Regions from separate parts of the Homo sapiens genome. Here region 1 is linked to region 2. Evidence: chromatin loops called from intact Hi-C (ENCODE). Cell type or tissue: dorsolateral prefrontal cortex. All regions are shown on one strand. Each heading gives the region's core, and the rest is flanking DNA. Links, peaks and the distances in the headings are about the cores only.

What was found. Peaks named below come from ENCODE experiments on the same cell type or tissue, not always from the same donor. Only the 100,000 strongest peaks of a DNase experiment are listed, where the experiment ranks them.
Region 1: it touches region 2 in a loop (4-fold over the local background); 6 of 110 quality-filtered maps call a loop at or near these places.

The regions. Positions count from the first base shown.
Region 1 is chr11:6,459,889-6,472,302 of GRCh38, forward strand. TRIM3 (tripartite motif containing 3) reads right to left here. Exons shown (of 12, transcript NM_033278.4): 2 at 5,677-5,844. The coding sequence starts at 5,807. Among named protein-coding and RNA genes, the nearest start is that of TRIM3, 7.8 kb to the right of the region's middle. RefSeq lists an enhancer at 9,231-9,525. In dorsolateral prefrontal cortex, for the core only: no CTCF peak of the experiment used is centred there; a DNase peak (open chromatin) is centred at 9,393; H3K4me3 peaks cover 744 bases; H3K27ac peaks cover 1,683 bases.
Region 2 is chr11:6,406,411-6,418,824 of GRCh38, forward strand. APBB1 (amyloid beta precursor protein binding family B member 1) reads right to left here. Exons shown (of 15, transcript NM_001164.5): 2 at 4,217-4,951. The coding sequence starts at 4,937. Among named protein-coding and RNA genes, the nearest start is that of APBB1, 6.5 kb to the right of the region's middle. In dorsolateral prefrontal cortex, for the core only: CTCF peaks have their summits at 5,377 and 5,577; DNase peaks (open chromatin) are centred at 4,801, 5,281 and 7,461; H3K4me3 peaks cover 4,172 bases; H3K27ac peaks cover 5,000 bases.

The DNA of each region.
Region 1 (12,414 bases), core at 6,389-11,388, 57 kb after region 2:
TACTGTAACAATAAACACCCAGGTTGAGGTCACCAGTAGACAGGAGAATGAAGGTTAGAGACAAGAGATGGGCATGCCATCAACATTTAGATGGCTTCGGTAGCACTGGGAGAGGATGAGATCAGACAAGAAAGCATAGACAGTGATAAGAGAGAGGGACAGAGCACTTAGCAAAAACTGAATGAGGACAACAAAGAAGACCAGGCCGAGAGGCAGGAAGAGCAGCTGTGTTAGGGCAGAAAACTGAGTGGTACATTTCCAGGAGGGAATGAGTAGTCATCAGCGTTAAAAGCAGCTGACGAGTTGGGTAAGGTAAGGACAGGAAAATGTCCACTGAATTTGGCAAATGTGAGGGTACTTTGTCTGTAGGGAAAACAGGGAGGGAGTGGCAGGAGAAGGAAAGCTTGACTGCTGGAAGTTGAGTGAAGGGGAGCTTGAAAGTTCCAATGAGGAGCTGGTTGAGGGGTTGGATGGTGCTAGAAAGAGTTTTTACCTGTTTGGCATGGGAGTTTTGAGCATGTTTATGAATGGAGGAGTCAGGAGAGAAGGAGAGGGGGAAGAGACTACAAAACTGAGAGGAGAAGATCTTGAGGATTGGGGAGTGCCTCGGATTGGCCTGAAGAGGAGGACTGGACGTCAGTCTCTGAATGGAGGGAAGGAGGAAAGGAGAGGAGGATATAGAGAGGCACTAGGGACATAGGAGAGTGAAGGATGGAGGATTCAGGGGCCTGATGATGGCTCAGATTAGTCAGTGATGGGAGAGCAGAGGACACTTACTAGAAACAGACATCAGAACTGAAGGCAGCTGTATTTGGGGACCTCAAATTTGTGGAGTGAAGATCTGCATTATGCAAACTCTCCCATATCCTCAATCTCAACTCTTAATGTTTCCTATAACTTAGGATCTTAATTAAAATCTGACAAACACTATGTGCCAGGCATGATTCTAAGTGCTTCACAAGTATTAACTTATTTAATTGTGTTTTCTTTGTTTTTGTTTTTTTGGTGGCTTTTTTTTTTTTTTTTTTTTTTTTTGAGACGGAGTCCTGCTCTGTCACCCAGGTGTGAGTGCAGTAGCACAATCTTGGCTCACTGCAACCTCCACCTCCCGGGTTCAAGCGATTCTCTTGCCTCAGCCTCCCGAGCAGCTGGGATTATAGGCTCACACCATCACGCCTGGCTAATTTTTGTATTTTTAGTAGAGATGGGGTTTTGTCATGTTGGCCAGGCTGGTCTCAAACTCCTGACCTCAGGTGATCTGCCCGTCTCGGCCTCCCAAAGTGCTGGGATTACAGGCATGAGCCACCATGCCCAGTGTAACTTATTTAATTGTGACTTACTTTTCCTTGCAGTCCTCTCAAGTAGAGTGGTTTCTGTCTCATACTCCACACTCCTTAGGGCCAGAAGGTGGGCTTGAGCCCTCCCTCTTCCCAACTGGAACATTTCTGAACTATTCAACTCTAGCTCCTTTGAAGCTCATGCCTTCTATCTCTATCACTCCTCCTTATTGTTGTCTCTGCTAACCTAATGGTTGCCCCCACTTCCAATTGTGGACATCTTTCTCTTGGCTCACTCTCTTCTTCCATTACCCCCCGCACCACTCTGCCATCATTCTCAGTGGCACTAACATCCATCCCCCATTGTGATTTCTTAATTCCTTGACCTTCTCACCCCCAGTGATCTTTTCCCCCATTTCCCATGCTCCCACTAACACCCACTTCTCATCAACTATCACTGCATTTCAACCATTCTACTCTATTCTTCAGCAGCTTTCTTCCAAGCTCACTGAATCTAGTGTTTCCCCATGCAAAACACCTTCTAATTCAGCAATATCCCCTTCCTATTTGTCAAGTGTACCTGGCTCACGATAGCTTCCTAACTGGTCTCTGTTTCCACTCTTGCTCCTTTATAATCCATTCTCTCCATAACAGCTAGGGTGAACTTTTTACATTACATTATTTCCCTGTATATATATATTTTTAAAAACTCCAATGGTTTCCCATTGCACTTAAAATAAAATCCAAACACTTTCTGAAAACCTACAAGCTCCCCCTTAAACTGCCCTTATTCTCTCCAATTTCACCTCATCCCACTTTACTCCTCACTTGGCCACACTGGTTTCTTTTCTGGTATCTGAACATGTCCTGTCTACTTCTTCCTCAAGGCCTTTGCACAGATTTTTCTATTGCCTGGAACAATCTGTCTCCTTCTTATCCTCAGAACTCAGGTCAAATGTCACCTCCTCAGGGAAGCCTTCCTTGATGACTATATAGAATAGTTCTTGCCCCAAACACCCCTACTTCTCTCTGTTTATATCCTGTAAAACATTAATACAAGCTGCAGCTCTCGTTTTCTTGATTGCTTACTGTCAGTCACTGCCCACTAGAACATCCTCTGAGAGCAGGGACCAAGGGATACATGAATGAATACTAGTTGACAGTGAAGGCTCTGCAGTGAAAACTGGATTCAGATCTCAGCTATTTACTTACTGTGTAGCCTTGGAAATATTTCTTTTTTTTTATTTGTTTATTTAATTTAAGATAGAGCCTCTCTCTGTCACCCAGGCTAGAGTGCAGTGATGTGATCATGGCTCACTGCAGCCTCCACCTCCCAGGCTCAAATGATCCTCCCACCTCAGCCTCCCGATTAGCTAGAACTACAGGTGCATGCCACCACACCCAGCTAATTTTTAAATTCTTTTTTAGAGACTGCATCTCACTATGTTGTTTCCCAAGCTACTCTGGAACTCCTAGGCTCAAGTGATCCTCCCACCTTGGCCTCCCAAAGTGCTGGGATTACAGGCATGAGCAACTGCACCTGGCCAGAGATATTTCTTAATTATTTACTGACTTTGAACCTTAGTTTCCTCCTCTCTAATATGGGGATACCTGGGTGTGGTAGCCTGCACCTGTAATCCCAGCTACTCAGGAGGCTGAGGCAGGAGGATCACTTGAGCCCAGGAGTTCAAGTCCAGTTTGGGCAATATAGCAAGACACTCATCTCTAAAAAAAAAATAAAATTTAAAAAATTGAAACAAGCTGGGCACGGTGACTCACGCCTGGAATCCCAGAACTTTGGGAGGCTGAGGCGGGCAGATCACAAGGTCAGGAGTTCGAGACCAGCCTGGCCAACATGGTGAAACCCCATCTCTACTAAAAATGCAAAAATTAACCGGATGTGGTGGCGTGCGCCTGTAGTCCCAGCTACTTGGGAGGCTGAGGCAGGAGAATCACTTGAACCCAGGAGGCAGAGATTGCAGTGAGCCAAGATGGCGCCACTGCACTCCAGCCTGGGTGACAGAGAGAGACTCTGTCTCAAAAAAACAAAAACAAAAACAAAAAACAAACCAAAAAAAATTAAAATGAAAAGTTACATTAAAAAATTAAAATAAAAAAATAAAATGAAGTTAATAAAGTATCTGTTGCAGGGATTAAGGAAATCAGTATGTATAAATCACTTAGCCAGTCCCTGGCAAACAGTAAGCAATCAATACATGGTAGCTACTGTTATTACAATTTCTCAGCCAGATTTTCTCCAGGAGTGCTCAGTGATCTGGGCACAGGAGAAAGTGCAGAGACATCCAATTTCAGCTCTGATCCAACATTGAGCTTCTATTGCATGGGTTTTGCAAAGGATAAAGATGTGAAGGAACTGCAGGGGAGCCAGTCGGTCAGCCACAGGGTCCAGGATGGGCAGGAAAGACAGGGAGGCCAGGACGCAGCTGGTGACTGGGAAAAGAGGGAGCAGTCAAAGGGGCTAGATATCTATATTGTATCGAAAGTGGTGTAATGGGAGTGGGGTAACGGGAGCCAGGAGTGGAACGTTGGCGTTTATGACTACAGATAAGATTCTGGATTATAAGATTCAGGGCATGGTTGGGAGGGAGTGTTACTGAGGTGGAATGGGGGACAACCCTGAAGAAACAGTTAAGAACCAACAGGCACAAGAGGGTGGTTGTCCCCAGGCTGACAGAAGAACTTGAATGGACAGGAAAACTGAGGCCATTTCCAGTTGATAAAGGAGAGTGGGCAGTGGAGCTGGAATCTCAAAGAGCAGGGCTGGCAGGGAAGCAGTATCTCTGGTGCAGAGCCAGGTTTCCGTTGGGGCAGAAGGCAGAGGAAAAGTGCGGATAGAGGCAGTGGTGGTGAGAAGACCTAGGGACCAGGCCACCCAAGACAGAACAATGAGAGATAAGGGCCCAAGAGAATATTGTCAAAATACAGATGTGATCACATATAAAACCCTGCAAAGGCTTCATGTGGCTCTCAGGGTAAAGGTGAAATTCCCTAACAGGTCTACAAAGCCCTAGGTGGTCTGGCCTCCACCTACCTCTCCAGCTTCATCCCATAATACTCTCAGTCACACTCACTCTGCTCTAGCCCTACCAGGCTTCCTCCAGGCCTCTTACCTGACATATTTTCTCATGTCACATGAGCTTTTCCAATGGTCTTTCTTCTGTGCAGAATGCTCTTCCAACCCCCTTTACCTAGTTAACTCCTATTCATCCTCTGAATTGCTCCTCAGGGAAACCTTCCCTGATTCTCCAAACTATAACAGATTCCATATGCCAATCTCTCATAGCTCAGCACTTTATTTGCAGCACTTACTAAAAGTTATATTTATCTATAATCTGGCTATATGATTATTTGATGACTATCTTTCTCTTTCACTATACTGTTAGCTCTTTAAGAGTAAGCATTGTAAGTGATGGATACCTTAAATACCCTACTTGATTGTTACCCATTCTATGCTTGTGTAACAATGTATCACATGTTCCCCATAAATATGTAAACTATTGTGTATCAGTTTTTAAAAAGAGTAAGCACGGTAGCTCACGCCTGTAATCCCAGCACTTTGGGAGGCCGAGGTAGGCGGATTGCCTGAGTTCAGGAGTTCAAGAACAGCCTGAGCAACACGGTGAAACCCCATCTGTAATAAAATACAAAAAGTTAGCTGGGCGTGGCGGCGTGCGCCTGTAGTCCCAGCTACTCCGGAGGCTGAGGCAGGAGAATTGGTTGAACCTGGGAGGCAGAGGTTGCAGTGAGCCGAGATCGTGCCACTACACTCCACCTTGGGCAACAGAGCGAGACTCCATCTCAAAAAAAAAAAAAAAAAAAAAAAAAGAGTAAGGATCTTATCTGTTTTTGCTCATCACTGCATACCCAATGCCTAGAACAGGGTCTGGCACATAGTAGTTGCTCAATAAATGAATATTTGTTAAATGAATAAGTGATCCATAGAAGCCTAGAGGCTGGGACAGGTTGCCTTTCACTCAGTACCTGAGGACAACAAGGACAAGCAGGGAAGGACAGACCTAACTTCAAATATCCTCCAACTAGTCATAAATTGCTGATGCCAAAGCTGGTTGAGTCTGAGCACTGTTTGATTTCTTAGGTGGTGTCAAAAGCTGCCTTGAGGTTTGGGAAAGGACAGAGAAGGCCCTATTCTTGACAGGAACCATGGCCCAGTGTTATGGTTCTTATGGTTCTCTCACAGGTTCTTGCCCTCAAAACCTCATTTCCTGCAGGTTGGGGTTCACCTGCTCTCCTCCCAGGTAAGCATGTTGCCTCACCTACTACAGGTTTACACATGCTCCCTCACCCTCCCCACAGGGGAGGAGGATCCTCATCCTCCCCACAGGGTCCTCATCCCTCCCCAGTACACACATCCCCTCACCTCTCACAGAAGGTGTGCAGGCAAGGAAGAACCTTGGGGCACTGGTACCGATCCAGGCAGATGCTGCATACCAGGAACTGCTTGTCCATTGGCTGGACCTCTGGGCCAGGGCTGTCCTCCCTCTTTGCCATGGCGCCCACAGATGGCTCCCGCCACTCACACCAGCCTCTGTATGGAGAGATGGTCAGCACCAGGGAGTCCAGAACTTCTTCTCCCCACCCAATCCCCGCCACTCAAATCCCCTGCAGAGAACTTGCCCCCACCTCTTCCCTGCTAGGGGCAAGACAGGGCAGTGACTGGAAGGATCAGGGTGATGTGACCTCTGAGCCTGGTGTTCTGTTTAAGAGCACAGACGTAGGATTAGATTGGGTTTCAAACCTGGCTCAGTCTCTCACCAGCTATGTGAGCTTGGACAATCCATGTAACTTCTCTGAGCCTCAGTCTCTTAATTTGTAATTACAGGAATAATAATTTGAGAGTGTGACATAGTGCCTGTTGAGTGCATGGTACAGAGATGTCCATTTTCACTGACATACCTACCCTTCATCTCCTCTACCTCCCCCAAATCCTCCTCCAAGAGACCTGAATGGAGTGTCTCTCCTCTAACTACCTGCAGCTCTTCCATTTATACCCTGACCCACCTCTTAGCACAACTGCCTGAAACTGCACTCTTTTTCACACCCAGTTAGTATCAAGGTCGGGATTGCTTCCTGAATATCTTAAACCCTTCTCTCCAATCCCACAGTTACTACCCCTAATTCAGGCAACCATCTGTTCTCTCCTGGAATACAGCAATAGCCTCTTAACTGGTGTTCTTGTCTCCTCACTGACACCTTTTCATTTATCTTCCTTGAAGCCAGAATGAATTTTCTAAAACACAGATTTGATCTTGTCAGTACTCTGTTTAAATTCCTTCAAATGTTATCCATTGTCCAAAGTCCTTATATTGACCAGTGAGGCTTAACTTTGCCCCATACCTTTTCTACAACCTCATGTCTCATAAGTCTATGATCAATCATTCCTGCTGGGTTTTTTTTTTTTTTTTCCAGTTCCTGGAAAATTCCTTGTTCTCTTTTGCTTCTGGGAGATCAGGCATTCGTTCTCTCTGTCCTGGGATCCTTTTCCTGGCCCCTTTTCCTGGCTGATGTGACACCTACTCATCTTTCAGGTCCCCATATAAATGTCACCTCCTTTAGAAGACCTTCCATGACTACCCAGAGTCTGGCTTGGGTGCTCTACCTCTGTGTCCCTCAGCACCCTGTATTTACTCCATCCTAACTCTTATAAGCTATGCTGTAATGTTCTTGTTACTTCTCTGCTTTCTCCACTCCATGCAGTGTTATTGAGGATAGGCATTTTATTTATTTATTTATATTTTATTTTATGTTTTCATTCTTAGCACTTAGCACAGAGCCTGACATAAAGATTGATCTATATTTACTGAATTGATTTCAGGAATTCAATAAATATTTACTGCCTACTTTGTACAGGTGTTAGGAATGGAATGATAAAACAGACAGGGTCACTGTCCCTGTGGTGGGGAGGTGGTGGCAGATATTTTAAAAGTAAATAATAGTGGCAGGGAAGTGATATAAAGAAAAAAGGGATGCTGTGAGAAAGAACACTTTTGATTGAGTCATCAGGGAAGGCTCTCCAAGGAGGTAACTTTTAAGCAGAATTCTGGGTGGATGGGAGAAAAATGGTATGGGTGAGGGTGAGAAACAACAGGGAGTCAGGAAGGGAAATCATTCTAGGCTGAAGAAACAGCATGATAAAGGTTCTTAGGCAGAAGGCTCATGGAGAACCTGAAAGGACTGTGTGGTTGGAGCCAAGTCAATAAAAGGAAGAGGTGAGTTTGGGAAGATAGGTAGAGATGAGATCATGAAGGACCTTATAACCGCCATTAAGAATGTGATTTTGGCTGGGTGCAGTGGCTCATACCTGTAATACTAGCACTTTCAGAGGCCAAAGCAGGAAGATCGTTTGAGCCCAGGAATTGGAGATCAGCCTGGGCAACATAATGAGACCAATATCTACAAAAAAATTAAAAATCATCTAGGCATGGTGGCACACACCTGTAGTCCAGGCTACTTGGGAGGCTGAGGTGGGAGGATTGCTTGAGCCCAGGAGGTCGAGGCTGCAGTGAGCCATAATCGTGCCACTGCACTCTAGCCTGGCATGAGACAAAGTTGAGATTCTGTCTCAAAAAAAAAAAGTGATTTTATCCTAAGTTGGAGGGGGGGATGATGTGGTTTATAAATAAGTGAAAATAAATTAGAAAGCTACTCTGGCAAGCTGTGAGAATTGAAGACAAAGAGAAGCCAGAGTGGAATCAGAGAAAACAGTTAGGAAGCTACCAAAGTTCTTTGGGTAAGATAATGTAGGGTATCATCTGAGCTACAAGCAAAAAGCTGGACTGATTTGAGAAATATTCATTGGCCGAGCAAGGTGGCTCACATCTGTAATCCCAGCACTTCGAGAGGCTGAGGAAGGAGGTTCACTTGAGCTCAGGAGTTCGAGATCAGTCTGGGCAACATAATGAGACCCCATCTCTATAAAAATAAAATAAATAATAAAAGAGAAATCCAAAGGACATCAAGATGAACTGGGTGTGAGAGGGATGTCAATTATGACTTAGCTTTCTCATTTTAGCAAGTGATGGGCCATGAATAGAGACAGTGAAAGCTGAGGTGGAGCTGATTTGGGGCATTCTGTTCTATGTATGCTAAGTACAATGTGTCTCTCTGATGTCCAGGTAGAGCTGTCAAGTAAGAAACAGAATACAGGAGCTCAAGAGAAAAGTCTGGACTGGTTATTGATTTGGGATCACTAGCATATAAATGGCACTTTCAGCAATGAGAAGACATGAGCCCACCTAGGGACAGAGGGCAGACAGTGATAAGAAAAGGGCCTGGCACAAGAGAGGGGAGCCAGCAAAGGTGACTCTGAGAAAGAGAACCCAGAGAAATGGTAGGAAAACCAAAAGAATGTGAAACCAAAGAAATCAACAGAACAGTGCAAGAAAAAGAAGGGGTGAAGTAAGAAACGGACTGAAGAGTGCCCACTAGATTTGGCTGTGGTGGGGTGGCAGGGGCAGAAGCCACGTCAGAGTGACTGAAGAGTAAATGGGAGATGAAGTTAACACAGCAGATGTAGACAATACATGGCAGGGATTTGGTCATGAAGGGTGGCAGAACAACAGCTGGATTACTCCAAAATAGGCAATGAATAGGACCAGGTCACCATTGTCTGTGCTGTTGGATGCATTATGAGCCTTTTTCTAAAGACTGTGAATGAATGAATGAATGAATGAATGAATGAATGCAGGAGCGAGTCTAGATTTGGGGAGGGATAGAAGGGCTGAGTTGCTGTGCCTTATGTTTGTGTAAGGGTGGGCCTGGGTAGAGTGTGAAGGGCATGCCTGAAAGTATCCTCTGCTGATGTAGACACTGGCATCCTGATGTTCTCTCTACAGTTGTAATGGGTTCTGGAGTCTGAAGACTTAATACCAGGAAAACATAGCAGGAGGGAGGACAGATTGAAGGTTGGCGGAAGGACCAGGAGGCGGGAGGCAAGCTGAAGCCTCTGTCTGGTGAAGGGAAAGGCTGGGAGGAAGAGTGGGAGTGGTCTGCTGGGTCCTGCTGGGGTAGCTGGATGCCAGGCTCCACCTCTCTCCAAGCCTAGGGGCTCTCCCAGACTGTCACACAGGGGCGGGGATTGGGCTATGTCCAAGGACCAATAGCTCCTCCCCCACTCCTCCCCTTCCTGCTTCAGTTCCCCTCCCAGACTTACTGGGCATGCAGCCGCTGAGGCCATACCCCTGCCTGAATCTGAGATTCTCTTCCTCCCGTGGGGTCCTAGCTCTTCCATCCCACTGTGCTCTAGAGATTTGCCCCCAAGATCCTATAGGTGGTGGTTCAAGTGAACTGTTTATCACAGCAGACACTTATAAGGCCTTGGTCTCAGAGCCAGACTTTACTCTCCTTTCTCATACTGCCTTCTGCTATCCCTGTATTGGTTATTCCCACCATACTTTATGGCTTAGTTCTCAAGGCACCTCACTCCCTCATTCAGCATTCACTTGACACTGCTGCTAGGCCTGGGGACACAAAGACAAATAGTCACAGCTCAGCCTTCATGGATTCCACAATCTAATAAATAGATTACTGCAATGTAAAGTGGTGAAGACCATGATGAGGAAGCACCAATTGCTCCAGGAGTACAAAGGTTACCTAACCTAGATCTGGAGCAGGGGTGGGTCCAGAGGTTGGAGGCCAACCTTTCTCCTAAAGAAAGTAACTTTAGTAACTCCTAAAGAAAGTAACGTTCAAGCTGAGGATGAGTTACAGAGAGTATGGTGCCTTTTGCATCAGGAGGCTGAATCAGACACTGTGATGGGAGGGCTAAGAAACAAGATGGAGAGGTAGGCAAAAGATATATCATGCAATGCCTTGTTGGTCTTATTAAGGAGTTTAGACTTTACGCTTACCTGCTAGGGGATGAAGGATTTATCCAAAAAGCAAAGGAAAACTTTGGTAGTGGTGAGGGCTATTAAGTATAGAGTGACAAAAGTACATTTTTGGCTGCTATGTGGAAAATAGTTTAAAGGGCAAGGACGGAAAATTAAGAAACTGCCTTGATTAGGAGAATAGCAAAGACAGGCCAAGATAAATCAATTTTGCAGGGGGATATCAACTGAACTTGGTGGCTGGGTATTTACATGTGAAGAGTTAGGGGAGAAGAAGGAATTAACAGATGATTCTTTGGAAACTCTCAAAGAAGAGCAGTTTGGATGAGAGGGTGATAAGTTTGGTGTTTATCTTTTAAGGTTTTTTCAGTTTTGTTTTTGTTTTTTAAGAGACAGGGTCTTACTCTGTTGTCCAGGCTGGAATGTGGTGTTATGATCATAGCTCACTGTAGCCTCAAACTCCTGGGCTCAACTAATCCTCCTGCCTTGGCCTGCCAAAGCGTGGGGGTTGCAGGCATGAGCCACAGCACCCAGCTAGAGTTCACTGTTTAATGTGATGAATCTGAGGTGCCTATGGGATGTAATTCAAGTGGAGAGGTCCAGTTGGCAGTTGGAAAGATACGCTGAAGCCTAAGAGAGAGGTCTGGCCTGGAGACATGAATGTGGATGTTGGTGCAGAGATGGTTCCTGAAGCCATGGGCGTGGATGACATTACCCTGAGAGGGTAAAGAGAGAAAGGAGGGTCTATCACCAAGTCCCAAGGAACCTCAATATTTAAGAGATAGGCCCAGGAAGCAGAGTCTGCAAAGAAGATTGAGAAGGCACAACCAGAGAAGCAAGAGAATCAGGAAACAGATGTCATGAATGCCAAGGGAGAAGAGAACTTCATGAACAAGGGAGTGAAATGCTGCAGAGGTCCCATTATTTAAGCCCCAAAGAGGCTTTCATTAACCTCAGAGCATGTGGTTTTCAGGGGATGGAGGACAGGAAGCCAGATGCAGGGAGTCAAGCAAGAAGCTGATTGTGAACAAATGAAGACAGCCAGTGCTGACTCCACTAGATCCTGGACATCTGCAAAGGATGTGTTTCAAGGCTTTTCAGTTTCTCCAAATTCTCAAATAGCATTAATTTTCCCCAGGACTTCCTCCTACAATCTCACAGGATTCCCAGTACACATGAGTTACACAGTTGTGAATGGAGGTAACCAAGGCATTGTTGAAAATGGATGCGAGAGGTCAGCTAGGCTCATTTGCTTGCTAAAATAACTCACGTCTACTCACTAGCTTCCAGGTTTATCTGATCATTTGAGACCTCAAAAAAATGACAAATGACTGCAGGTTACAGTCTTTGGGCTTTCTCTGAAACAAATGAAGCCTTGGATGAGGCAAAGTCCTTAAAGCCAATGAATCCTTTAAATAAGATTAGCAGGGAAGGAAAGCAATGAAATTCATGGCCATCTCCCCCAACATTGCCAGACTGAGTAAAGTGAATGAACCATTCAATCAAACTTCTCTGGGCACACTGTGGGCCAGGTCCTTCAGCTGTGAAATAGAGACACAAAGCTGAATCAGACACACTCCCTGTCTTTCACAAGTTTTTAGACTAATGTGAGAAACAGAAATGGAAACACGTAACTACAATGTGATAAGTACCATGATATTGACATGTTCAAATTGCTACAGCAGCAAACTGGAGGAAGTACCTAACTCTGAGGATGGTACAGAATAAAGAAGGCTTCCAGAGGAAGGGGTATTTGAGCTGGGTCTTGAGAGACAAATAGGACATTGATACGTACATTGGGAAAACAGTGAGTAAAGAAACAGAAACATGAGAAACTAAGAAATATGGAACAGATGGACAAGATTGCAAATCTCCAAAAGGCAGAGGTTATACATGATGCTTTTACATCCTAAAAGCATAAAAATAAATATGCTAAAAATAAATAAATCTAAATAAATAAATAAATAAAAGGCACCACCACTCACCCACCCACACAAGCGAGAACCCTGGTAGTCTTCTCAATTACACCTTTTCTTTCACCTTTCAGATACAAGCTATGACTACATCCTCAATTCTGCCTCTGAAATTTGGCTAGGTTTAAAAAGTTAGGAGATCTAGGATCTAGTCCTAATGCTGTAACTAACTCCACTAACACAAGGTGAAACTCTAGGTAAGTTCCAACCCCATTCCCTTATTTGTAAATTGGGAGAAGAGGGATGTTTTCTCAAAATCTGAGATTCCCAAGGTTCCCTCTCAAGCCAAGGGCTTCC
Region 2 (12,414 bases), core at 2,576-7,575:
GCATCATTGCAAAAACATCATAACTGGTCTTTCTCTTCCTATCTGGTCTCCTCCAATCTCAGCTGCACAGTACAGCCCAAATGATTCTTCTGAGATGCTAAACTAATCAAGTAATTTTCCAACGGAATCCTCTTAATTGTTTTGTCACTGCCCTCAGGATAAAGTCCAAATTCCTCCCCAGGTTTTATGTGCTGTCATGAACCCCTGTCTGCCTCTCAGCCTTACCTCCAGCCACTCCCCTTCTCTCTCTTTGCTTGGGACATGCCCCCTTGTCCTCTCCCAGCCCACCTCCCTTACTCTCGATTTTCACCTGGCTATCACCTACCTCTCCTTCAGACATCAGTATACAGGTCCCTTCTTAAAACTGACCCATTGCCCTCTCCCCCACCACTCTCACAGGCAGGGTCAGGGGCCCCTCCTGTACTTCCCCAGCCCCAGAGAGCTCATCGCACTGATCATAACCACTTGTTTCTTTCTTTGTCTCCTCACCAGGCTGTGAAGGCCAGGAGGTAAGAACATCTTTGCCCCATAGTATACATTTCCAGCATTTACGATAAGGCCTGGAGCAGAGTATGAATTCAATACAGGTAGTAAAGTTTATTCATTCATCATTCATTTAATTCATGAATTCATGCATTTATGCATTCAATCCATAGCTCTATGAATATCCTACAATAGGAAGGAGAATATAATTTTTGCTCAATTCTAGCCTCATTTCTGCAGGAGCACAAACCTTCTCTGCAGCCCTCATGGTCATAGCAACACAGTTGTAAAAGAGTGACTTGGCCCCTTTCCTGGGCTGGCCCCCACCTCTATCCTCAATTCACAATGTCTCCACCAGTGCATGATCCTTGAGAATCCTCTTGCCACTCCAACATCCTTGCTGAGGTCACTGCCCAGCAAACCCGCCCCAGCTCTTCAGCAGTACTATCCCCCTACTCCTAGAAGCTTCATAGGTAGTTCAGAGTTGCAGCCCCCACAGTGACCATCCCAGGGGCAAGTGAGCAACTAGGCCTCTATTTGGTCACTGACTCACACCCCCTAGTCTTGCAAACTTCCAACCTACAACCTGCAGACTGATGCAAGCCTCAGATAGATTGTGTGTGGCCTGCACAGTGCTTTTTAAAAAATAGAATTTGTTGTTAACGTTTAGAAATTGGGCTATTTTACACCAATATCTAGTTTTCAGTTTCCCTTTAACTGGCTGCATTGAGACTATATTTTTCCTCACCCCAATCCCAAAAATAATCAGCTGGAGTGCAGGAGGGGCTGTTCCTTTTAAAAGGAGTTGAGACAATGACCACCAAAGGCCACTAACATCACAAAAAAGAGAGGCAATCAGACTTTGCCTTTAGTAGAAGTATTTTTTTTTTTTTTTTTGAGACGGAGTCTCGCTCTGTCGCCCGGGCCGGACTGCGGACTGCAGTGGCGCAATCTCGGCTCACTGCAAGCTCCGCTTCCCGGGTTCACGCCATTCTCCTGCCTCAGCCTCCCGAGTAGCTGGGACTACAGGCGCCCGCCACCGCGCCCGGCTAATTTTTTGTATTTTTAGTAGAGACGGGGTTTCACCTTGTTAGCCAGTATGGTCTCGATCTCCTGACCTCATGATCCACCCGCCTCGGCCTCCCAAAGTGCTGGGATTACAGGCGTGAGCCACCGCGCCCGGCCTAGTAGAAGTATTTAATACCACCTATGAAATATTCTTGCAAAAGCAAAACACAAAAATGCTCAAATCTGAATCTGATCAAGGCTCTAGAACTAACTACCAATTTACAGGAAATCCAGGGGAAGAGGAGCATGGTAAATATGACCACAGGAGAGAGTCTGAAAAATCCAAACCATAGAAAACTCAGGACAAGCAACATGATTCTCCAGTTAAAAAACAAAAGCAAAACTGCAAACAACAACAACGAAAAAAATAGAAGGGGAACTTGATCAAACATAACTTTAACAGATAGATCAGGCCAGACATGGTTGCTCACACCTGTAAGCCTAGTGCTTTGGGAAGCCAAGGTAGGAGGATTGTTTGAGAACAGGAGTTCAAGACCAGCCTGGGCAACATGGTGAGACACTGTCTCTACATTTTTTTTTTCCTTCTTTTTTTTTTTTTTGAGAAGGAGTCTCGCTCTTATTGCCCAGGCTGGAGTACAATGGCTCTATCTCAGCTCACCACAACCTCTGTCTCCCGGGTTCAAGTGATTCTCCTGCCTCAACCTCCCGAGTAGCTGGGATTACAGGCGTTTGTAACCACGCCCAGCTAATTTTGTATTTTTAGTAGAGACAAGGTTTCACCATGTTGGCCAGGCTGATCTCGAACTCCTGACCTCACGTGATCCACCTGCCTCGGCCTCCCAAAGTGCTGGGATTACAGGCATAAGCCACCATGCCCAGCCAATGTTTGTGTTTTTTGTAGAGACAGGGTTTCACCATGTTAACCAGGCTGTTTCTGAACTCCTGGCCTCAAGCAATCCACCCACCTTAGCCTTTCAAAATGCTGGGATTACAGGCGTGAGCCACTGTGCCCAGGCTCAATCCAGCCTTTTTTTGGCAGGATATTTAATGATATTAAAGAATTATTATTAAATTTTTGTAGGTACAATAATGATATTGTGGTGGGTTTTTTTTTTAAGAGTTTTATCTTTCAGAAATGCAAAAGTAAACTGTTGTTGTTGTTGTTGAGAAAGGGTCTCTCTCTGCCATCCAGGCTGGAATGCAGTGGCTCAATCATGGCTCACTGTAGTCTCGACTTTCTTGGGTTCGGATGATCCTCTCAGGTCAGTCACCTGAGTAGCTGAGACCACAGTGGCTGATGCCTCCACTCCCGGCTAATTTTTTTGTCTTTTTTATAGAGGAGAGGTTTTGCCATGTTGCTCAGACTGGTCTTGAACTCTTGGGCTCAAGCAATCTACCCATTTTAGCCTTCTAAAATGCTGGGATTACAGGTGTGAGCCACTGCACCCAGCTGTAAACATTTATAGATAAAAGTATTTGCTTCAGAATAACCTACGCTGGGCCTAGGAACGGAAGAGAGCATGCAGGTAGCAAGATTAGTTATGTATTGATAATTGGTAAAACTGGCTCGTGGGTAAATCAGGCTCATTATTCTTTTCTCTCTATTTTTGTGTATGTTTGAAAATGTCCAGAATGAGTTTTTCGAAAGGGGATGGTGTGCAGCCCTAGGCTCATCTGAACTGCATGTTCTCCACAAAGATTGCACAGTTTGGGGTATGGGTATTGTGTCCGCCACCTGGTAAGGATAGGGGTCTTTCCTAATCTTTCTTAGACCTCCATCTACAAAACTCCAGGGTTTTGGTTGTAACTATAGCCCATTATCTCCACTCTTTGTTCCTCAGCTTTTCCTGTATTCGCTACACGACATTAGAAAATGTGGAGACTCAGCTTAATTTAAATGGACATATTTAATGATTAAGCCCTGGAGTCCTAGTATCTATTCTCCTCCCCCTACCCAAAGGGTTTTCTTTTCTAACTTTTAGTCAATATCCTACTCCTGACAAAACTGTATCCTTGCAATGGTGCTGGAGCATGTGGATTATAAGCACACAACATTCCCAGTCTTTCCAAACAGACCTCTGTGGGGAGCTGCTGGCTGCTCCCAACAGGCGTGACCTGTTAAAACGGGGCAGACTGGCGACAGAGTGAGACTCTGTCTCAAAAAAAAAAAAAACGGGGCCGACTGTCCCAAGTGCACCTGAGTGCATTGTGCTCTATGCATTGGCGGCAGCATAACACGGGGCCAAGAGCTCAGGCCTGGACTGAGACCTGGTTTAGATTTCAGCTCTATTGTAATCTCAGCCTGTCTGTGGTCTCGAGAAAGCTACTAAACCTCTCTGGATCTCTTTTTTGTTATCTGTAATATGGGAATCATCATAATATTTACCTCACAGCTTTATTGTAAGGATAAAGCCTGAAAATGCTGAGCAGAGGGCCAGTTACCTAGTCAGTGCCCAGTAAACTAGTCCACTTATCAACCATGGTGGCATGCATAATGAATAGATCCATCCATCCGGGCATGCATGATGGTCAGATCTACCAGAATGTCCAAGCACTCTCTGAATGAAAAAGCCTGGACATGGCCTGCTGTGGCCTCAGGGTATGGGCTCTCAGCTCACATCAGGCTGGCACTGGCCTCTGTATGAGAGTCCTAACCTCTGCCCTCACACCCTCCCACATGCCCATGTCAAGCTCCACAAGGTACCTGTGTCCTCTGGGGAGCCATAGGAGGGGCTGCCCTGGGATAAGGTAGCCCAGCTTGAGTCCTCATCACTGGCTGCACTGTTCCGCATGCCAAACAGGAGGCTGGCACTCTTGCTGTGTTCCCGGGGGCCATCTGTAAGGGCTTGGGGCCTGGGAGGGGCCTCCACACTCTCCAGGGGCTCAGGCAGCCCTGGGGGAGAAGATAAGTCCTCCTCCTCCTCTTCATCATCATCATCCTCCTCCTCCTCCTCGGCCTCCCCGGCCGCCTTCTCCTCTCCCTCATCTGGCCCCTGCTCTTGAGTGCTGATGATCAGGCCAGGTCCTCGTAGGCCTCGGTTGGCTGCGTTGTGAGCTGAGAGCTCCAGCTCAGAGTACAGGTGTATCAGGCCTTTGGGGCCCAAGGGTGCCATCTCAGGCTCCTGGCTGGCCTCCTCCGCCAAGGTCAAGGTCACATTGCGATTCTGGTCACGGTGGGCCGTGGCGGCCCGCCGGAGCTGGTTCTGGCCCTCTTTTAGCCACTTGGCATTGGCAGGGCCTGGCTCAGGCCCACCACCCTCCCCCATGGCGCTGCGCAGGTCCTTGGGTCCCACAGCTGTGGCCTGCAGCTTGGCGTTGAGCAGCTGGTTGTGGGCAGCGTGCAGAGGCAGGGGTAGGCTCAGTGCGGGGCCTCCGTGGCTGTTGGCATTAATGGCCGACTGGCTCAGTGATGATGGAACAGACATGGCCTTGGCAGCTCCTGTGGGGTGCGGAGGGGAGATGCTGTTGAGCCTCTGGTCCAGAACAGCAGCATCACTGCTTCTGCCCCAGGGCTATGCCCTGTGCCTCCTCATCTCCCTGCACTAAGCAGGCTAGCACCCATGGCTCTCTATCCTATGAGAATGACTGGGTTCAACTTCTGTCCCAGCACTATCATCCCCATCACAGTCCAGGCCCAGGTCTGAGGCCCACCCCATCCCTATATCCCCTGCCCTGAGCTTTCTGGGATGGCACAGCTGGCGCCTGCCCTCGGTCCCACCAGCAAGGCCTCCACACAATGGCTCTCTGTGCCTCCCCACCCCCCAGCTCATCCACCCGGGGCTTACTGTGCCAGGAACACCACTAGAGTGGGACCGGCTCGTGTGTTTTGGACACTGATCACTGACTGCCCCTCTCCGGCCGCACTTCCATCCCAAGCCCCATCACTGTAAGCTCCTCCGGCTGTGTTCCTATTCCCATAAATCACTCAGCTCAACCAGCCCCCAAGCCCACCCCATACTAGGGACTGTGAGGACAGGAGCAAATAAGCTGCAGAACCAGCCCTACAGGGCATGGCACTGGAAGGCAGGTCACAGAGGGAGGGCGCTCGGCTGCAATTCATGGCTTCTCTGGCCAGATGAAGCTACATCTTGGTGACAATTTCCATGAAGTAGCTCCCCTTGGGCACTGGTCCCTCTGCCAGCCCTCATAATGCCCTGTCCTGGATCACTATGGGAGCCTTTCCCCTGGGCCCCTCAGCCTTTCAGATCTTTGTTTTTTGGGGGTTGTTTGTCTGTTTGTTTGTTTTTGAGACAGAATCTTGCTCTTGTTGCCCAGGCTGGAGTGCAATGGCACAATCTTGGCTCACTGCAACCTCTGCCTCTCGGGTTCAAGTGATTCTCCTGCCTCAGCCTCCTGAGTAGCTGTGATTACAGGTGCCCACCACCACGCCCAGGTAATTTTTGTATTTTTAGTAGAGACGGGGCTTCACCATGTTGGTCAGGCTGATCTCAAACTCCTGACCTCGTGATCCGCCCACTTCGGCCTCCCAAAGTGCTGGGATTACAGGCATGAGCCACTGCGTCCGGCCCAGCCTTTCAGATCTTTGACCAAATGTCACAGCCTCAGTGAAGCCTTCCCTGAACACCCATTTTAAAACCACAGGCTACCTCCGCCCCTCCTCAGCAATCCCTAAACTCTTCCCCAGCGCCTGTCACCATCTGACAAGCCAATTTATTATTTACTTTGTCTAATGATTGTCTCCTCATGACTATAATTTATAATTTCCATGTTGGTGAGGATTTTGCCTTTTTGGTTAAATACAGTATGCCTAGTGCCTAGCGTAGTCCTGGCACAGAGCAGGAACTCCATTAATATTTGCTGAATGAATGTATGAATCAGTCCCCATTTCCTCCAGGCTTCGCTTTGGCATCTCCTCTGCCAGTGTCAGAAAACACTTTGGTTACGTTACTATGCCTTATGGTGCCCCAAACAAACTCCACCTGCCTCTCAGGTAAGAGGACGTCCTGTTCCGCAAGGACAGCTCCCCCTCCAGACCCCTCCCTCTGCCTCCTCACAGCCCTTCGTGGGTCAGTTTCTCCGCAACCATTTGAGTCCCAACTATCCTTCCAGCCCGCCACCCAGGGACCCACCCTCGGCCCCATTCCATCCTCCCCACTCTCCCTGACCTTCCAGTTGCTCTGCTGCTCTCCTTCCCGGACCCCCAAGAGAAAGTGCTCTCTCCCTGGACCCTCACCAGCCCCCGATTTCAGTTATTTCTCCCTGACCAACCACTGCCCACTTCTCTCTCATCCTGAGCCCTCCATGCAAGCCCTCCTTCAGACAGCCCCTACCACATTACTCTCTCCTCCCTCGATGGCCTCACTGATTCTCTTGCCCTACCCGACCCTTCCCCCAACAGACAATTCTCCCTCACTGACCATCCCAACAAACACTGCACTGTGCTCTTTCTCATTCCCACTGTACAGACCTTTCTCCTTGATGTCTTATCTGAGAGTTCCCTATCTCCCTGTTCCTCTACTAAGGAGTTCTTTCTTTCCCTGACTCACCACTACCCCCCTTCCCTCTGTGTTCTCAGCGCTGAGCACAGGTCTTGCAGCTACCTGAGCAGGGCTTGCCCATCTCTCCAGGTGCGGTGCGCCCAGGCTGGAGTGCAATGGCACGATCTCAGCTCACTGCAACCTCCTGCAGCCTCCTGAGTAGCTGGGATTATAGGTGCCCACCACCACGCCCAGCTAATTTTTGTAATTCTTTTTTTTTTTTTCTTTTAAGTAGAGATAGGGTTTCACCATGTTGGCCAGGCTGGTCTCAAACTCCTGACCTCAGGTGATCCACCCGCCTCAGCCTCCCAAAGTGCTGGGATTACAGGCGTGAGCCACCGCGCCCGGCCCCATAGCTCACCTTTCTACGTCTCTAGTTCCTCAGACACTAGTGCTATGCTACCCACACATCTGTAAGATGAAAAAGGTTTCTGCGCACGTGTCTGCCTCACGTGGGGCTGTTGATCTGCTCAGTGTGACTCCTCCTGGCCAATGAGAAAACTCACAGCCACTGGAATAAATGAAGAAAAAAATAGCTCTACCTCCTCCCAGAACCACAGTAATCTTCCAAAAATGGAAACCAGATTGTGTCACTCCCTGGTTCAGAAAATGAGAGGGCTCACCACTGCCTTTCGGATAACGCCTGCACTCGTTCGCAGACACCCAAGAGCCCTCTTAAGCCGGCCTCTATAACCTGTCAGTCCCCTCCCCACCTCCCGCCTCCTTTATACCTTATACTCTAGCCACATGAAGCGTGGCGGATTCTGAAACATGTCGCACACTCTTAAAGCCCTGGGTCTTTGTTTATACTGCTCCCTCGGCCTGGAATTCTGTCTCCCCTTGTGAGAACCTCTGCTTGTATTTCAAAACTAACCTCAGCAGTTACAGCTCCTAAGCAGTCTTTCCTGTTCTCTCCCCACCATCAAGTGACTGTTCTCTCCTTCGTGTCTCACAACACCCAGAACCACATTCTATCAGAATATCTGAGACGGTGTCTTATTCAATTTCACATTCCCATTACCAAAGAGAGTGTGCCGTGTGCCGACACAGACTGGGCTGTTGCAGAAGGAAAGGACGGATGAACGGGACAGACACAGGGGGTGGGAGGATCCAGGAAGCTCAGAACTGGCTGGGAATAAATACCAAGAAAGGCTGTGTGGCCCAATGGGCTGGGGAGGAGCAAAGGGAGTGTTTGGGAGGGTGTCAGAGAATGCCAAAGGGTCCCTGAGTGGGAAGTAAGATGGGACAGGAATCCTGGAGAGGTGAGGGCTGAGATCTAGGAAAAGGGAGCGAGGGAGGTAGCTTAAACCAACATCTTGGCACAGACACTGTTCAAGAGTGGCATCTCCATGGGTGTCAGGAAGCAGAAGACTCCACGACTCTGCCATGCTCAGAGGACCTTAAGGATGGCAAACCCTTCTCTGAAGCAGTAGTGTACAGAGCCAGGTTTCTCAAAGGTCAGGCAGAGACCAACCTCCTAGGCACTAGGAGATATGATCTGAGAAGAGTGCATGCACTGTGAGGCTGAAACAGTGAAGAGCCAAGTTGACCTCAGGGCAGCCCCGCCAATCTGGTCACCAGGGCAGGAAGTATTAGAGGAAGAATGGTGAAACTGTTTAAGTGCTGAAGCCTGAGCATCTAGCCTGAGGTGGTGTGGTCACCAACACCCCACTGCTCGAGGTCAAAAAGATGATCTCAGTCCAATTTTTTAAAGAAGGAACACAACCTAATCTCTCCCCTCTCATTGGAGTTACCAAAGGATGCAAAGAGCCAACTGGGTTCTGGCTCAAGGCAGGGAGTTGGGCAGGGGCCTCGGGGCAGGAAGTGAAAGAAGTAGTCACTAAGCCTGAAGATCCTGGCATCAGACCACAGGGGTTGGGGTTGAGTCTTGCTCAAAGTCAGGAGTTGTCTAATCTGACAGCTTCCCATATGCCAGGCACTGTGCTAGACACAGGGGAGAGTGATGAAGACAAAAGAAATGGTTCTTCCTCTGGAGGAGTTCTCAGTTCAGCGGGAAACAGTCATTGAACAACTTGTTACAATGCAGTGTAACACCAACATCTAGAACAGTGCCTGGCACCCATAGCATTCCCTATTTGTTGACTGAATATCATGAAGGAGGAAGAGGAGGGCATTACAGGAACCTGGGGCTTACTACAGCCAAGACATCAGCAAAGGCCTGCCTGAGACTAGGACATAACTCTCCATTGGCCACCCGTCTCAGAGGCTGATCTCCCCTCCTGATTCACAGAGGAAAGGGAAGCCATCCAACTGGGTAACATCCTCAAACATAAAAACCTAACCAAACTTCAGCACCTATCCCTTTCTCTCCTTCCCAAAACCAACTGCTTCACCTATGATTTGGATTCTTCCTATGATGCCTTTCCAGGAATTTTATACCACTGTTTATCTATTTTCTCCTCTATATGATCAACCTCTCCTTCTCAATAGGATCCACGGTCTCCCAACTTGACCTGACGCTCCTCCAGATCCACTCACTGCTCTCTTTCCTCCCCCATACAGGCAAACTTCCTGAGAGAGTTGTCTCCACTCACTGTTGCCACTTCCTCACCTCCCACTCACTCCTCAACCCTTTCCAAACCTGCTTCCACTCCCAACACGACTCAGTAACAGCTCCTACCAAGGTCAACATGACCCCTGTGTCATTCAATCCAACAGACACAGTGCTCGTCTTGGTTGTCCTCCCAGCAGCATCTGACCCCGTGAATCTCTCATCCAGCCTCTATCCGGGGCCTCCACACTCTCATCTCCACACTCCTCATCTCATCTCATCTTTTACACTTCTTGTTACTGTTTGCTGGGTTCCTAGACTCCTCTGCTGGCTCATCTTCCTCTATTAGCCATTACCTGCTGGAGTTTCTTATGGCTTATTCTCATGCCCCTTCCTCTTTCTCATCCTATAATCAGTATAAGTATTCATTAATGCCCACAGCTTCAGTTATACACTGATGATTTCCCAATTCAAATCTCCATTTCAGACCCCTCACCTGAGCTCCAGACAAGTACATTCAACTTTCTACTCAACATCTCCACTTGGATGTCTCAAGCTAATAGACCCACTCATGTTTCCCACTCCCACACACTAACTGGTCCTCTTTCAGGATCCCGGCTCATGGAATGATAGAATCCATCCTATTCTGTGAATCTGAAGTAGGGGTACATCTTGACATGTCCTTCTCCTGCACTTGCTATGTTCAATCCATCTCTAGGTACTGATGATTTCCTCTCTGAGAAAAATTTCTGGACTTCATCTACTCTCCACATCCACTACCATCAAGGACAAAGACCTTAAGACAAAATTCCCTTTTTTTTTTTTTTGCGATGGAGTCCTGCTGTGTCACCCAGGCTACAGTGCAGTGGCAAGATCTCGGCTTACTGCAACCTCTGCCTCCCGGGTTCAAGCGATTCTTCTGCCTCAGCCTCCTGAGTAGCTGGGATTACAGGCACACACCACCATGCCCGGCTAATTTTTGTGTACTTTTAGTAGAGATGGGGTTTCGCCATGTTGGCCAGGCCGGTCCTGAACTCCTGACCTCAGGTGATCCGCCCGCCTTGGCCTCCTAAAGTGCTGGGATTACAGGCGTGAGCCATCACGCCTGGCCCTTAAGACCAAATTCTTAACATGGCCTAAATTTCCTGCTCAGTCTGGCGCCTGCCTTCCTCCTCCCTGCCCCTGGCTTTGGTCACACTGCTCTGCAGCCTCAGTAGCCTTCTTCTGATTCCTCGAAGACATGTGTTTTCCTTCTACAAGGTGTTTGCATGTGATTTCCATGCTTCCTGGGACCTCTTCTCCTACTCTCTAAGCTGAATTAACTTCTACTCATCCACTATATTTTAGTTCAAACGTCATGTTCTCAGAGAAGCTGTCCTCCAACCCTCTCTCCCTATCCCCGAGACCAGTTTAGCTACTGCTCTTGTGCGTTCTCAAGGCACCATACAGCTTTTCTTCATGGTACATATTACATTTGTAATGTTATTCTTATTTGATTTTTCTCCTAGATTGTCAGCTCCAAGGACTCAGTCTCTTTTGCTCACAATTATATCTTCAGGACATAACACAGTGCCTGGCATATATTAGGTGCTGAAATCATATTTATTGCATGAATAAGTGATTGGAAGCATTTTTCAAAGGATTACTCTGGGTACTGTGTTGAGAACAGTTAAAGGGAGGTAGGCAAGAGGGTATGCTATTAAAGTAGTCAAGGAAAAAAAATGGTGGTGGCCCAGATTAACTTTGGTGGCAGTGAGGAAAGAGCGAAATGAATGGATTTGAGAAATATTTAGGCAGTGGATGTGACAGAACTTGGTGAAATGAGATGCAGAGAGTGAGAGAGGGGTTAATCTCAAGTCTTGCTCATGACTCCAGATTGGCAAAGAGCCATTTTTGAGATTCGAAGGAAGAACAGATTTGGAAGTGGGGTACAGAGAAAACCACAGAAGATAATTTAGCTTGGAATCTATAGGTTTGGAACTCCTGTTTGTCTTTCAAGGAGATGTCAAGAGAGCAGCTGGACATATGAGTCTGGATTTCAGGAAAGAAGTCTGGGCTGGATATATAAATTTGGGAATCATTAGCATATATATGAAATTTGAAGCTTTGGGAGTAGATAAAATATCTGGGGAGAAAGAACAGATACTGAGAGAAGACAGCTCGGGACAGAGCCAAGAGCCTCACCAGCATCTAAAGAGAGGAGGAGAGGAAGCAAATGAGATTGAGAAGAGCAGACAATGCTGTAGGGCAGAAAGCAGGAAAATGCTTCAAGGAGAGTGAGTTGACATACCCCACCGAATACTACTCAAAGGTAAAGGAGATAACAGTGTCCACTGGAGTTCTCCACAAGGAGGTCTCCGGTGACCTTGGCCTAGACAGTTTCAGTGGGTGTCAGGGACACAGAGTGGAGTGCTTTTAAGAATGAATGGGAAGTAAGGAAATGAAGACAGCAAGCGTTGACTCTGAAGGGCGGAGAGAGCTGGGACTATAGCTAGAGGGGCTCAGAATGCAAGAGATACACAGGCCGATACAAAACAGGTTAGGAATTGGCAGTGGGAAAACTGCTTCTAATCAGTGTTCTTGGCAGTGCTAGGCCTCCTGGCTGAGCTGGGGACACAGCCGCCCCAGGGCACACCCCTCGGTCGCTGAGGGCAACAGAATGCGGCTTGACAGATCCAGGGCCTGGGACCCCTGCTGGAATCGGCGCGGCCTGCCAGCCCACCCCACCCCACGTCCCCTTCCCGGACCTGGGCCTCCCCTCCCCCAACACCCACTGCCCCTCGCTTCGCGTCCTCCATACCCGCCCCTAGTCACCCCGAGGGGCAGGAGGTAAAGGGCAGCGGAAGGGACGGTGTGAGGGCCCGAGTGGACCCTGCGATGGTGGGTATGAGA